Regions from separate parts of the Homo sapiens genome. Here region 2 is linked to region 1. Evidence: read pairs that join two places in POLR2A ChIA-PET (ENCODE). Cell type or tissue: PC-9. All regions are shown on one strand. Each heading gives the region's core, and the rest is flanking DNA. Links, peaks and the distances in the headings are about the cores only.

Region 1 (6,168 bases), core at 328-5,327:
ATATATATATGTTTAAGAGACTGGGTTTTGCTATGTGGCTTAGGCTGGTCTCAAATTCCTGGCCCCAAGCGATCCTCTCACCTTGGCCTCTTGAGCAGCTGCAACAAGAAGCATGAGCCACTGCACCAAACCTGATAACAATGATTTTCTGAAAGATAGCGAGATGTGCTGGGCGCAGTGGCTCACTCCTGTAATTCCAGCACTTCGGGAGGCCGAGGTGGGCAGATCACGAGGTCAGGAGATCGAGACCATCCTGACTAACACAGTGAAACCCTGTCTATACTAAAAATACAAAAAATTAGCCAGGCGTGGTGGCGGGCGCCTGTAGTCCCAGCTACTTGGGAGGCTGAGGCAGGAGAATGGTGTGAACCTGGGAGGTGGAGGTTGCAGTGAGCTGAGATCATGCCACTGCACTCCAGCCTGGGTGACAGAGCGAGACTCCATCTCAAAAAAAAAAAAAAAATAGATGAGAAATTGGATGAAAGAGGCTTGGCAAGTTCACTGAATTCCTTGAGCCCCAAACCTAAGTTTCTGCCTATTTAATAGGTTTCATCTAGTATTTTTTATTTTGTGACTCATATTTACCAATTGGCTATTGTGGTGGTAATTGTAATGATAACAATAGTATATATTGCTCTGTTTACATAATAGCCTAACATACAGATGTTGAACCATCCACAACTTAGAATGGTTCTGCTTAACAGTTTTCTGACTTTACAATGGTACAAAAGCAATACACATTCAGTAGAAACCAATGTTCATTCAGTAGAAACCATCTGAGTACCCATTTTTTCACTTTTATTATAATATTCAGTAAATTACATGAGATATTCAACACTTTATTATAAAATAGGCATTGTGTTAAATGATTTTACCCAACTGTAACCTAATGTAAGTGTTCTGAGCATGTTTAAGATAGGCTAGGCTAAGCTATGATGTTTGGTAGGTTAGGTGTGTTAAATGCATTTTTGACTTACTATATTTTCAACTTATGATGAGTTTATAGGGACAAAATCCCATTGTAAGTTGAAGAACATTTGTTCTCTATTTGGGTTTGACAACATCCCTGTAATGTAGGCATTATTAACTCCATTTTGCAGGTGAAGAAACTGAGTGTATCCATATTTGACTGTTTCTCATTATACGAATTCAAGAATGGTTAAGTTAAAATTTTATTTCTATCATTTTGGTGTGGAATAGTTATGGATAGTAGATCAGAGTGATACACCAGTTGACTTCTTGGCCTAAACATTTGAAATAGACATTTCAAGATTCTTTGACAGTCTCTGTTTTGGTCATCAAATGTGCACACTGTTGATGTGCATAAAGCTTTCTGTTGTTTCAAGTGAAATTGAATTTTGGGTAGAGCACAGTGGCTCACACCTGTAATTCCAGCACTTTGGGAGGTCGAGGCAGGTAGATCTCTTAAGGTCAGAAGTTCGAGATCAGTCTGGCCGATGTGACAAAAACCCGTCTCCACTAAAAATACAAAAATTAGCTGGGCATGGTGGTGGGTACCTGTAATCCCAGCTACTTGGGAGGCTGAGCACAAGAATCTCTTGAATCCGGGAGGTGAAGGTTGCAGTGAGCTGGAGTCACGCCACTGCATTCCAGCCTGCGCGACGGAGCGACACTCTGTTTCAAAAAAAAAAATCGAGTTTTGATTTGTAAGTTAAAGTAAATAATTTATTATTGAAAACATTTAGGATTAAGTTCAGCTGCATATAACAATCTCCTCTTCCCCACACAGAATCTTAACAAGAGAGAGATTCATTTGTCTTTCATGAAAAAGAAGTCTGAAATTAGGCAGTCCAGGCTAATATGGCGCTGTCTGGTTACCAAGGATCTAAGATCCTTACTGCTGTTTACTTCTCTGACTGTAGGATGGGCCTAGATGATTCAGCCATCATTTCCCCCTTTCCACAAAGCAGTTTGAGAGGAAGAAAAGAGGGGTGTCCCCTCCCCTACCTAAGAAAACTTCCAGGAAGTTCCATGTAACATTTCTGCTTATATCTCATTAGTCGGAATTAGTCTTAGGGCCATATGTAGCTGTAGTGGAGGATGGAAGATGTAGTCCTTTTCTGGGGAAGCGTGTACAGTAATATGCTAAAATGAAAACTGGGGTTTTGTTACTAAGGAAGAAGAGAAGAGAGGATATTGGGAAGCCACTAACATTCTCAGCTCCAGGGCCTATCAGAGTGACCCAGCCTTATCTCCCACATGATACAGAAGACCATTCTGCGGCTTCCCTGGGAGATTTTCAACCAGTCTTTGCCATGTTTTCCAACAAGATGATTTTTTTCTTGAAATGTATATACTTTTATGCAAAGATTTTTTAAAAGCTAAATAATACAAGATTATGGTAAGGATCACTGCAGTTTCCATTTTAAGATCAAGTTTGAGTTTTTTTCCAAAATTGATTAGTTTGTTGGAAATGGAAATTCAAATGGTATAGAAAGTTTTTTGGTTTTTTGTTTGTTTGTTTGTTTGTTTGGGACAGAGTCTTGCTCTGTTGGCCAGGCTGGGATGCAGTGGCGTGATCTTGGCTCACTGCAGCCTCCACTTCCTGGGTTCAAGCAATTCTTGTGACTCAGCCACCCAAGTAGCTGGACTAACAGGTGTGTGCCACCACGCCCGGCTAATTTTTGTATTTTTAGTAGAGATGGGGTTTCACTCTGTTGGCCAGGCTGGCCTCCTGACCTGAAGAGATCTGCCTGCCTCAGCCCCAGAAAGTGCTGGGATTACAGACATGAGCCACTGTGCCAGGCCATAGAATGAGGTTTTAAGTAAGAATAAAGTATGTGTGAAATATTTAAATATCTGACCATTGGTAAAGGAAAAAGTGTGATTTTTTTTCTTTTGTTTTTTGAAGCCTGGGTAAGTCATTAGATTATACATTTCTTAGGGATAGAGAACTCACTTTTATAAAATGTATGATTATTGTATTTTGAATAAATAACATTTACATAAGTTAATATTTTAAAAGTAGAAAATGGTCATATCGTGAAAAGTTGCTCTCCCATTCCTGTCTTGAGTTCCCAGTGTCTTTCCCCTACAGGCACTGGGTGTTTTTTACTTCTTGTGTATAATTCCTCCTTTGATCTTTTCCTCCCATTTAAAAAACCACTGGTTTTAAAACCATTGCTAAACCTTTCTTTTTTCCACTTAATGACATATGCGGTATGCATGGCTTAATGATAAGGATACTTTTTGAGAAATGTGTCATTAGGTGACTTCATTGTGAAAACATCATAGAATGTACTTACACAAACCTAGATATATACCTGACTATATATTATATATGGTACAGCCTAATGCCTTTAGGCTGCAAACCAGTACAGCATGTTACTCTACTGATTACTGTAGGCAATTGTAACACAATGGCAAATATTTTCATATTTAAACATATCTAAGCATGGACAAGGCACAGTAAAAACATGGCATTATCATCTTACGGGACCACCATGACATATGTGTTCCATCATTGACTGAAACATTGCTATGCAGTGCATGACTCTATTAGAGTATTTCATAATGGTATTTTAAGAGCTTCCTCATCCCCCTCCCCCAAGGCTATACTGTTCAGTGTTTCACTGTATGGATAAGCCATAATTCATTAAACAGGAGAGTCATGTCTTACTTACATATCTATACCTGCTCTGTAAACGCATTCATTCATATTCAAGGGACTGAACTCTTGAATTTGTGCAGAATATTTCTCTTCTTCATGGCTGAGTATCCTAACCAGCTGAGAGGATTTTCCCTTCTTTAAAGACCAAGGTATTTAAGATTCAGTCATTTCAGAAATAAATCCTTCTAAATTGTGTTGTATAACTATAAAATTTATTTCTTCTTAACAGTAAAATAGTGGGCATTTTTAAATGGTTTTAACACAGGTATCAGCATCAGTATTGTTTAGGAATATAAAAGAGTAATATTTCAGGAGCTTTTGCTGGTTTTGCCTTACTAAGTGGCACCATTTTGACATATATCATCTATCTATTTTACCTGCTTTTTAGATTTTTTTTCTCTTCATCTTTCTTGTTTCCTATGTTGGCTGCCTCTAACATAATATTCCTTTTTCCTCTGGTACTTATTCCCCACTGCTTCCCAGTTCCTTTTCTTAATTTGCTTTGTAAATTTTTGGTGGACAATTAGCCAGATAACCAGGACAGAAATATTCCTAAAATAAAAATAAATAGATTCAGAGAGAAGGTCTGATGGAGTTTTCCTGCCGATGAAAATTTTGGAATGAATGTTTTGGAATTCTGGATACCTAGAGGGCCTTTTTGCTTCCTGGTTATTACCGTGTTCTAGGACAGCTCTGTCTAATAGACCTTTCTGTGATGATAGAAATGTTTTATGTCTGCCCTATCCATTATGATAGCCACTATCCTCACGTGGCTCTTGAGCACTTGACATGTGGCTAGTATTAAGTAACTGAAATTTTAATTTTAATTAAGTTAAATTCACATAACCACATATGACAGCTGGCTGCGTGTTAGACGACGTAGTTCTAGACTCTAGTTAACTAACTTATATACAGCAAGCTTGATTAGAGGAGAGCTTGAACTGGGATGCTATTATTGTGCTGAGAAGAATAAATTTATAGTTTTGGAAGGGAGACAATTTGGAATGTAGATTATCAGATTAGCTTAAAGTAAATGATTAAATTGGAACTGCCTTTTCATATTGACGTTATGATTATTTCACAGTGTAGCATTTTAAAGCCATTGTTACCAGCATTTATTTGTGGTTTGTATCTGTGGCAAAGCTGTGAGTCCTTTTGGTAACTAGGGTGAAATTAGTAGCACTCTAACTTTATTTATAGGACTTGGTTAGACAGTTGCCTGAGTGCCAGAAACTCCTGCAAATAACTTTGACCTTCCCTAACAAAAAGTCAAAGGATAAAGCGTTTCATAGTAGAAGATTTCAGTTGTATCTGACATACACAAAACATTACTTTCTAATGGAGAAATCTGTAACCAAAAAAAGCATAAATAATTAAAGATTTTGGTAACTGCTAGGAAGAACATAAACAGGGCACAGTAACAGAGAGTACGGGCTTGTGGGGAAAGACCTCCAACTAGATAGAGGAGTCTGGAGAGTTTTATTTGAGGAAGTGATATTTAAGCTGAGTTCTAAAAGATAAGAAGGAGCCTGGCTTGCAAAGAATGAAGGTGGAACGAGGAGGGATTTCAGAAAGAGGGAATTAAGGGGTATGGGGGAGAGGAATTGACACAAAATCAGTGTCTTTAGAATAGTGATTGAGAGGAGATATGGTATGAAGTGAGGTTGGAGAAGTGGGCACATAGCAGGTCATATAGGACCTTAAAGACCATCATAAGGAGTTTGGAAAGAAAAATGTAATGTGATGCCGTGGAAGTAGGAGAGTGATAAGATCTGGTGTTTGTTTTACAGAGTTTCTCTGGCTGCTGTGTGATGGTGTTTTGGAAGGGAGCAACAATGGAAATGGGGAAACTAGTGTGATATTCAGGAAAGAGATGATGGTGGCTTGGGTTAAGGTGGTTTAAGGCAGTGGAGGTCAAGTGAAGTCACACACACAGAAGTTGCTGTAGGTTGGATGTGAGGGATGAGGGGTGAAGGAAGGGTTTCTGGCTTTCATAATTGTCAGGTAGTACCAGGGGACTTCAAGGGTGGTGATGGTGGAGAATTAAGGACCCAATTTTGGGCATGTTGAGTTTGACATGCTTGTGTGACAGCTAAGTAGTCATATTGGAGCATGGGGAGAGGTCTCTGCTAGGGGTGTAACTTGGTAGTTATTAACATGTTGATGGTATTTGAAGTGATGGGAATGGATGAGACAACTTAGAGAAGATGACTCAGGATTGAACCCCAAGGAACACTTGCCTTTTAGAGGTCTGTCGAGGGAGAAGCCATAAAAAGATACTGAAACAGTAACCAGTGATGCATGAAAAAACAAAAAAAATGGCATTGTAGTATCTCAGAAGCCAGAAGAAGAGAATGTTTTAAGAAGATTGTCAGCTTTGTTGAATCCTGCTAAGAGGTCAGATAAATGTGGAAGTAGTAGACCTTGATAAGTTGATTTAATGGAGTGGAGGGCTTGGAAACTTTGTTTTGAGTAGATTGAAGAAAATGAGAAGTGAAGAAATTGAGACAGATATAGACAACAACTTTTTCAAGATA
Region 2 (6,168 bases), core at 835-5,834, 190 kb after region 1:
CCAAAGTCAAGGACACGGATAAGAAAAATGGCTGTGCCTGTGCCTGAAAAGTCAATGCCTTTTTTGGGGAGCTTTCTCAGACTTAACGGGAGCACTGGGGGGAAATCTTGACAGTGGAGGTGGGAGAGAGAACAGTAGAGGGAGGCTGGGCCAAGGACACAGAGAAGTCAATAACTGTACCTGTGTCTGAAAGCGCAGGCAACCCATTTGCATGACGCATGAAGATTTTATCTTTAGGCATTTGGTTGCTATAAATTGCGGGAGCATTGCAACCCACTTTAGAGAACCTTATGGACACTTTGGCAAGAGTTAAGTGCAACCTCTGTTAGGCAGCAGAGTTTGTTGTGAGTCTATTGCTGCAGCTGAGCTCTGTGGGAGAGTCTGAATGCCCAGGCCAAGGCAACGGAAAGGGAAGTCCCAGGAGCTTGGATCTCAAGGCAAGACTCAGACATTATCATGGGTTGGGAAAGGGTGAAGGCAGACCCAGGAAGGAATATTCCTGGATTGGGAGAAAACCAGCAAATTCTGCTTCTAGGATTCCATTGCCCTCTAAGCCATGTGTCTGGGCATCTATCAGTATACCAATGTACTTACCATTACCAAAGGATTTTTTTTTTTTAAATGAAGCCCTGCTCTGTCGCCCAGGCTAGAGTGCAGTAGTGGTGCAATCTTGGCTCACTGCAACCTCCGCCTCCCGGGTTCAAGCAATTCTCCTGCCTCAGCCTCCCATGTAGCTGGGATTACAGGCATGCTCCACCACACCTAGCTAATTTCTGTATTTTTAGTGGAAATGACGTTTCACCATGTTGGCCAATCTGTCCTTGAACTCCTGACCTCAAGCGATCCGCCCACCTTGGCCTCCCAAAGTGCTAGGATTTCAAGCGTGAGCCACCGTGCCTGCCCTTACCAAAGGTTTTACATTTTTTTTACTAAGATATTTTTTATGCGGATGTGTACATTTTATCTTTTTTGCATATCTCCAATTGCACATGAGACAACATGAGCAACACTTCAGCCAACTTGGTTGGAACCCATTTGTATGTTTCATCCTATGAAGGTGGCTACAGATCTGGATATTAACAATCAGATTTTATTCCTTCATTCAAATACTTATTGACAGCTGGGCACGGTGGCTCACACCTCTAATCCCAGCACATTGGGAGGCCGAGGCGGGTGGAGCATTTGAGATCAGGAGTTCAAGACCAGCCTGGCCAACATGGGGAAACTCCATCTCTACAAAAAATATAAAAATTAGCCGGGCGTGGTGGCGGGCGCCTGTAATCCCAGCTACTCGTGAGGCTGAGGCAGGAGAATCACTTGAACCTGGGAGGCAGAGGTTGCAGTGAGCCGAGATCGTGCCACTGCACTCCAACCTGGGCAACAGAGAAGAGACTCTGTCTCAAAACAAAACAAAACCCAAATACTCATTGAGTGCTGGGTCTGTGACAGACACTGTTTTGGATGCTGGGATTGTGGCCATAAGCATAACAGCCTGTTCTCTGCCCTCACGGAACTCAGGTTCTGGGGACTTCCCCCAGACCTCACCTCCGTAGATTACCTTTCGAAGCCACATTTCTTTACAACCTTCTCCCAAGCCTGGAGATGGACAAGGATCAGGGACATTTCTTCTTGAGTCATCTCAGCCCGAAAAGACATAACAGTGCTCCGGGAAAGTTGGCTGTCTAATTACAATATTGGAGAATTAGAAAAAAAAAAGAATACAACAAAAATCTTAATGTCTCAGAAATGTCACATGATTTTTGTCTAATGATTTTAAACAAACAAACCATGGGAATGCCCAAGGTTGACTAGGATGCAATAAAACTGGAAATCGCTTAGGCTTCTAGTGGCAAAGTAGATTGGTAAAGCACTTTTGAAATGTTGACGTTATACGTTAATGATATGGGAGCAGGCAGGGAAGTGCTGCTTACATAAAGGCATGGTCCCCGGTGAGGGTTCCACCCTCGGGCCTGGGCCCATGGATCTAAGTGAGGACAAGCATTTCTGCTTTCGCTCCCAAATGCTGCATTTTCTAAGACCACTCTGGCCCGCCATATCCCCACCTAACAGGCAGACACACACAAGTAGCTGGACATCGAGAGGAACACACAGGAAGAAGAATACACCGGCGGATGCTGACAGGTCATCCACGGCTGAATGACATGGAATTTAGCCAAAGGCAGTTGGAGGAGAACCGCTGAGTGGCCCAAATCCAGGGGAAGACCACCTTCCCACTCCATCCCCTTTCTGGCTCCCCATCCATCTGCTGAGAACTACACTCGATAAAACCTTGCACTCACTCTCCAAGCCCACGTGTGATCCAATTTTTCTGGCATACTAGGGTTAGAACCCTGGAGTACAGAAATTAGACCCTCTGCTTTGTCCTTCCGATAAGCTCACTGGGGCTCGGGAGCTGCAAACACTCAACCCTAGATGGGGCTGCTGTGGGGTCGGAGCCCACGCTCCCCAAGACCTGCCGGTCCGCATGCTCCCCCTAGGGGTTTGAGCCGCAGGGCACCGAAGAAGTGAGCCACACCCCGTTTTATACTGTGCAAGGGGGATAAGGGAACTTTTCCCATTTCGTTAAGTCACAAAAGTCTTCTGAGAATCATCCAACAACACAATGATAGGCACCAAGACAATCGGGGCCATGTTAATTGATAACATTTTTAACTTGGGAGCAAGTGAACGCTCATTCTGTCCAGTGCCTATCATCTATAGCCCTGAGAGAGGCACAGTCCAGTCCCTGCTGAATGACACCTGCCTGATGACAAGGCTCGTGGGCGGGATGGTGGTTGGTTTTACCCAGGCAGGCAACACAGCAGAGTCCACCTTGTTCAGACACTCTCTCTCACATTGCAGCTTCTTTTGTTGCTCAAAAATCACTTTAAATGTATTTTCAATATAATTTGACAAAAAGATAGTCAAATTTGACAAAAAATATAATTTGACAAAAATCACCCCTAGTTCTCCTGCAACATAACTATTGATTTCATTCTCTACTTCCCGTTATTTTTCAAATCCGTATTATTTTTCGCATGGCTTTTATACTTATAATGGTGTGTCCTGTTTTTATTTATTATTATTATTTATTATTATTATTATTTTTGAGACGGTCTCACTGTCACCCAGGCTGGAATGCAGTGGTGCGATCTCGGCTCACTGCAACCTGCGCCTCCTGGGTTCAAGTGATTCTCCTGTCTCAGCCTCCCGAGTTGTTGCAATTATAGGTGCGCACCACCATGCCTGGATAAGTTTTCTATTTGTAGTAGAGATGGGGGTTTCACCATGTTGGCCAGGCTGGTCTCAAACTCCCAACCTCAGGTGATACATCTGCCTTGGCCTCCCAAAGTGCTGGGATTACAGGCATGAGCCGCTGTGCCTGGCCACGTGCCCTGTTTTTAAAATGTAATGTTATACAAGTATTTTCCATCTTGCTATACAGTTGTTATAACTATTATTTTTGATGACTCTATGCTATTTCCTTAAGAGAAGATGTATTGTCATGTTTATAGAAACACTCCCTTATCATGGCACTTTGGCGTCTTTTTTTTTTTTTTTTTTTTTTTTGAGACGGGGTCTCTGTCTGTTGTCCAGGCTGCAGTGCAATGGCGCGATCTCCCAGTTCAAGCAATTCTCCTGCCTCACCCTCCCGAGTAACGGGACTACAGGTGTGCACTACCAGCCTGGCTAATTTTTTGTATTTTTAATAGAGACAGGGTTTCACCATGTTGGCCAGGCTGGTCTTGAACTCCTGGCCTCAAGTGATCTGCCCATGTTGGCCTCCCAAAGTGTTGGGATTACAGGCATGAGCCACTGCGCCCAACCGTGCTTTGGGGTCATAACAGTTTTGATATCCAGATGAGTTCTTTGATAATGTCGCCACCTTGTCCTGCCTGCTGCCTCTACTTTAACCAGAAATGGAACCAGTGATTGACCCCTTCCCCGCTGCCACACTGCTTCAAGCAGGGGCTTAAAGAGCTGCTTATGTTTTTAGTTAAACTTTACATTTTTAGTTAAACTTTACAAAGGAAGTTATTTGATGTAGTATTTTCAAACCTGAGCAATTGAGAGGGTCTCATGATATCTCCCTCATTAAAACCAAGGATCTGCTATATCTCCACCCAGCAATAGCATATGGTGGGTATAAAAAATAGTGTAACGTATTTTTTCTATTTCTGGGACAATTTGTACAACGTGAGAATTGCTTGTTTTCTGAAAGCTTAAAAGAACTTACCAGGTAACACCTTGGAACCGGGAACTTGCAAATTTCCTTGTTTGCCACATGGCATGCTTTAGATTTTTTAAAATTTAAGCTTATAATATGATTAATAAATATGACTCCCTTCTCCATGCCTGAAACCTGTCTCTCCCAGTCCTCACCTATTTTTTTTTCTTTTCTTTTCTTTCTTTTTTTTTTTTTTTGCGATGGAGCTTCTCTCTGCTGCCCAGGCTGGAGTGCAGTGGTGCAGTCTCAGTCACTGCAACCTCCACTTCCCAGGTTCAACTGACTCTTCTGCCTCAGCCTTCTGAGTAGCTGGGATTACAGGTGCCTGCCACCATGCCTGGCTAATTTTTGTATTTTTAGTAGAGACAGGGTTTCACCATGATGGCCAGGCTGGTCTCAAACTCCTGACCTCAGGTGATCCGCCCGCCTTGGCCTCTCAAAATGCTGGGATTACAGGCGTGAGCCACTGCGCTCAGCTGCTATGGCTTTTGGAAGGATGATTTAGGGTATCTTTCTTTTTTTTTTTTCTTTCATTTGGAGATGGTCTCATTTTGGCACCTGGGCTGGAGTGCAGTGACACAATCTCGGCTCACTGCAGTAACCTCCCGGGCTCAAGTGATCCTCCTGTCTTAGCCCCCCAAGTGGCGGGGACTACAGGTGTGCACCACCACACCCAGCTAATATATATATATATATATATTTTTTTTTTTTTTGTAGAGATGGAGATTCACCATGTTGCCCAGGCTAATCTCTAACTCCTGAGCTCAAACAATCCACCCTCCTTGGCCTCCCAAAGTGCTAGGATTACAGGTGTGAGCCACTGCACCTGGCCTTCTTGGGATGTCTCTTAACATGAGAAGTACATGTGCCTGACACTCAGCATCCCACCTCTAGAAATACACCCACCACGGACACAACACAACGGCACAACACAACACAACAGACAAACGTGTATGGATGTTCATCCAGTTATTTGAAGTTGTATAAAGAAATGGAAACAATTTGAAAAATCCATGCCGGGGACTGTTTACATGAAAATAGAGCAATACAAAATAAAGGTTTATGGATGTGAAAAGGAACGAGGCAAATCTATGTACAACTGACCTAGAAAGAGGTCCAGGATATATTAAGTAAAAGAAAAGAGGTTGAAGAATATGTTCTTTATATTCTTTTCTTATTTTTTTTAAGTACTATATATGTGATGTAGGAGTAGGGGAATATTCTCGAAGGAGATACACCAAATGTGAACAGGCTTAGCTCAGGGAGGGAGATTTAGGGCTAGGGTGACAAAATACTTTTGCACTTTTCACTCATCTATATTATTGAGCTTTGTTACCAAAGTAACTTGTTAGTTTTATAATAAAAGCCAATAGAAGCCAGGCACGGTGGCTCACGCCTGTAATCCCAGCACTTTGGGAAGCTGAGGCAGGTGGATCACCTGAGATCAGGAGTTCGAGACCAGCCTGGCCAACAAGTCTCTACTAAAAATACAAAAATTAGCCAGGCGTGGTGGTGGGCACCTGTAATCCCAGCTACTCAGGAGGCTGAGGCAGGAGAATCTCTTGAACCCGGGAGGCGGAGGTTGCAGTGAGCTGAGATTGCACCACTGCACTTCAGCCTGGGTGACAGAGCGAGACTCTGTCTCAACAACAACAAAAAGCCAATAGAATAAAAAGATTTTAGTAATGAGATTTATTATTCATTATTTTATCATAAAATCTCCCACTTGTACAGTAATGCATTTGGTGCAGGGAATGCTGCCAAGTACATGGTAAGACAAAATCTGACAAATTAATACTGTTAAATGTTAATATTGTTTTCTTTTTTTGTTGGTTCTATGTAAGTTTTTCTAACTTGTTATTTTGGCCTTTTGTGTCCTATTTATTTCAGGTTATCTCTTGGATGTAGAAAATTACTCAGATCTGATTTTGACCCAATTT

What was found. Peaks named below come from ENCODE experiments on the same cell type or tissue, not always from the same donor. Only the 100,000 strongest peaks of a DNase experiment are listed, where the experiment ranks them.
Region 2: POLR2A ChIA-PET joins it to region 1 with 12 read pairs; 3 of 35 experiments call an interaction of 5 or more read pairs at or near these places.

The regions. Positions count from the first base shown.
Region 1 is chr22:35,903,140-35,909,307 of GRCh38, reverse strand. All of the region lies in intron 2 of RBFOX2 (RNA binding fox-1 homolog 2), which reads left to right. Among named protein-coding and RNA genes, the nearest start is that of RBFOX2, 120 kb to the left of the region's middle. In PC-9, for the core only: no CTCF peak of the experiment used is centred there; a DNase peak (open chromatin) is centred at 3,227; H3K27ac peaks cover 927 bases.
Region 2 is chr22:35,715,996-35,722,163 of GRCh38, reverse strand. APOL5 (apolipoprotein L5) reads right to left here and starts at 4,292. Exons shown (of 5, transcript NM_030642.1): 1 at 4,238-4,292; 2 at 1,510-1,596. The coding sequence starts at 4,292. In PC-9, for the core only: no CTCF peak of the experiment used is centred there; no DNase peak of the experiment used is centred there.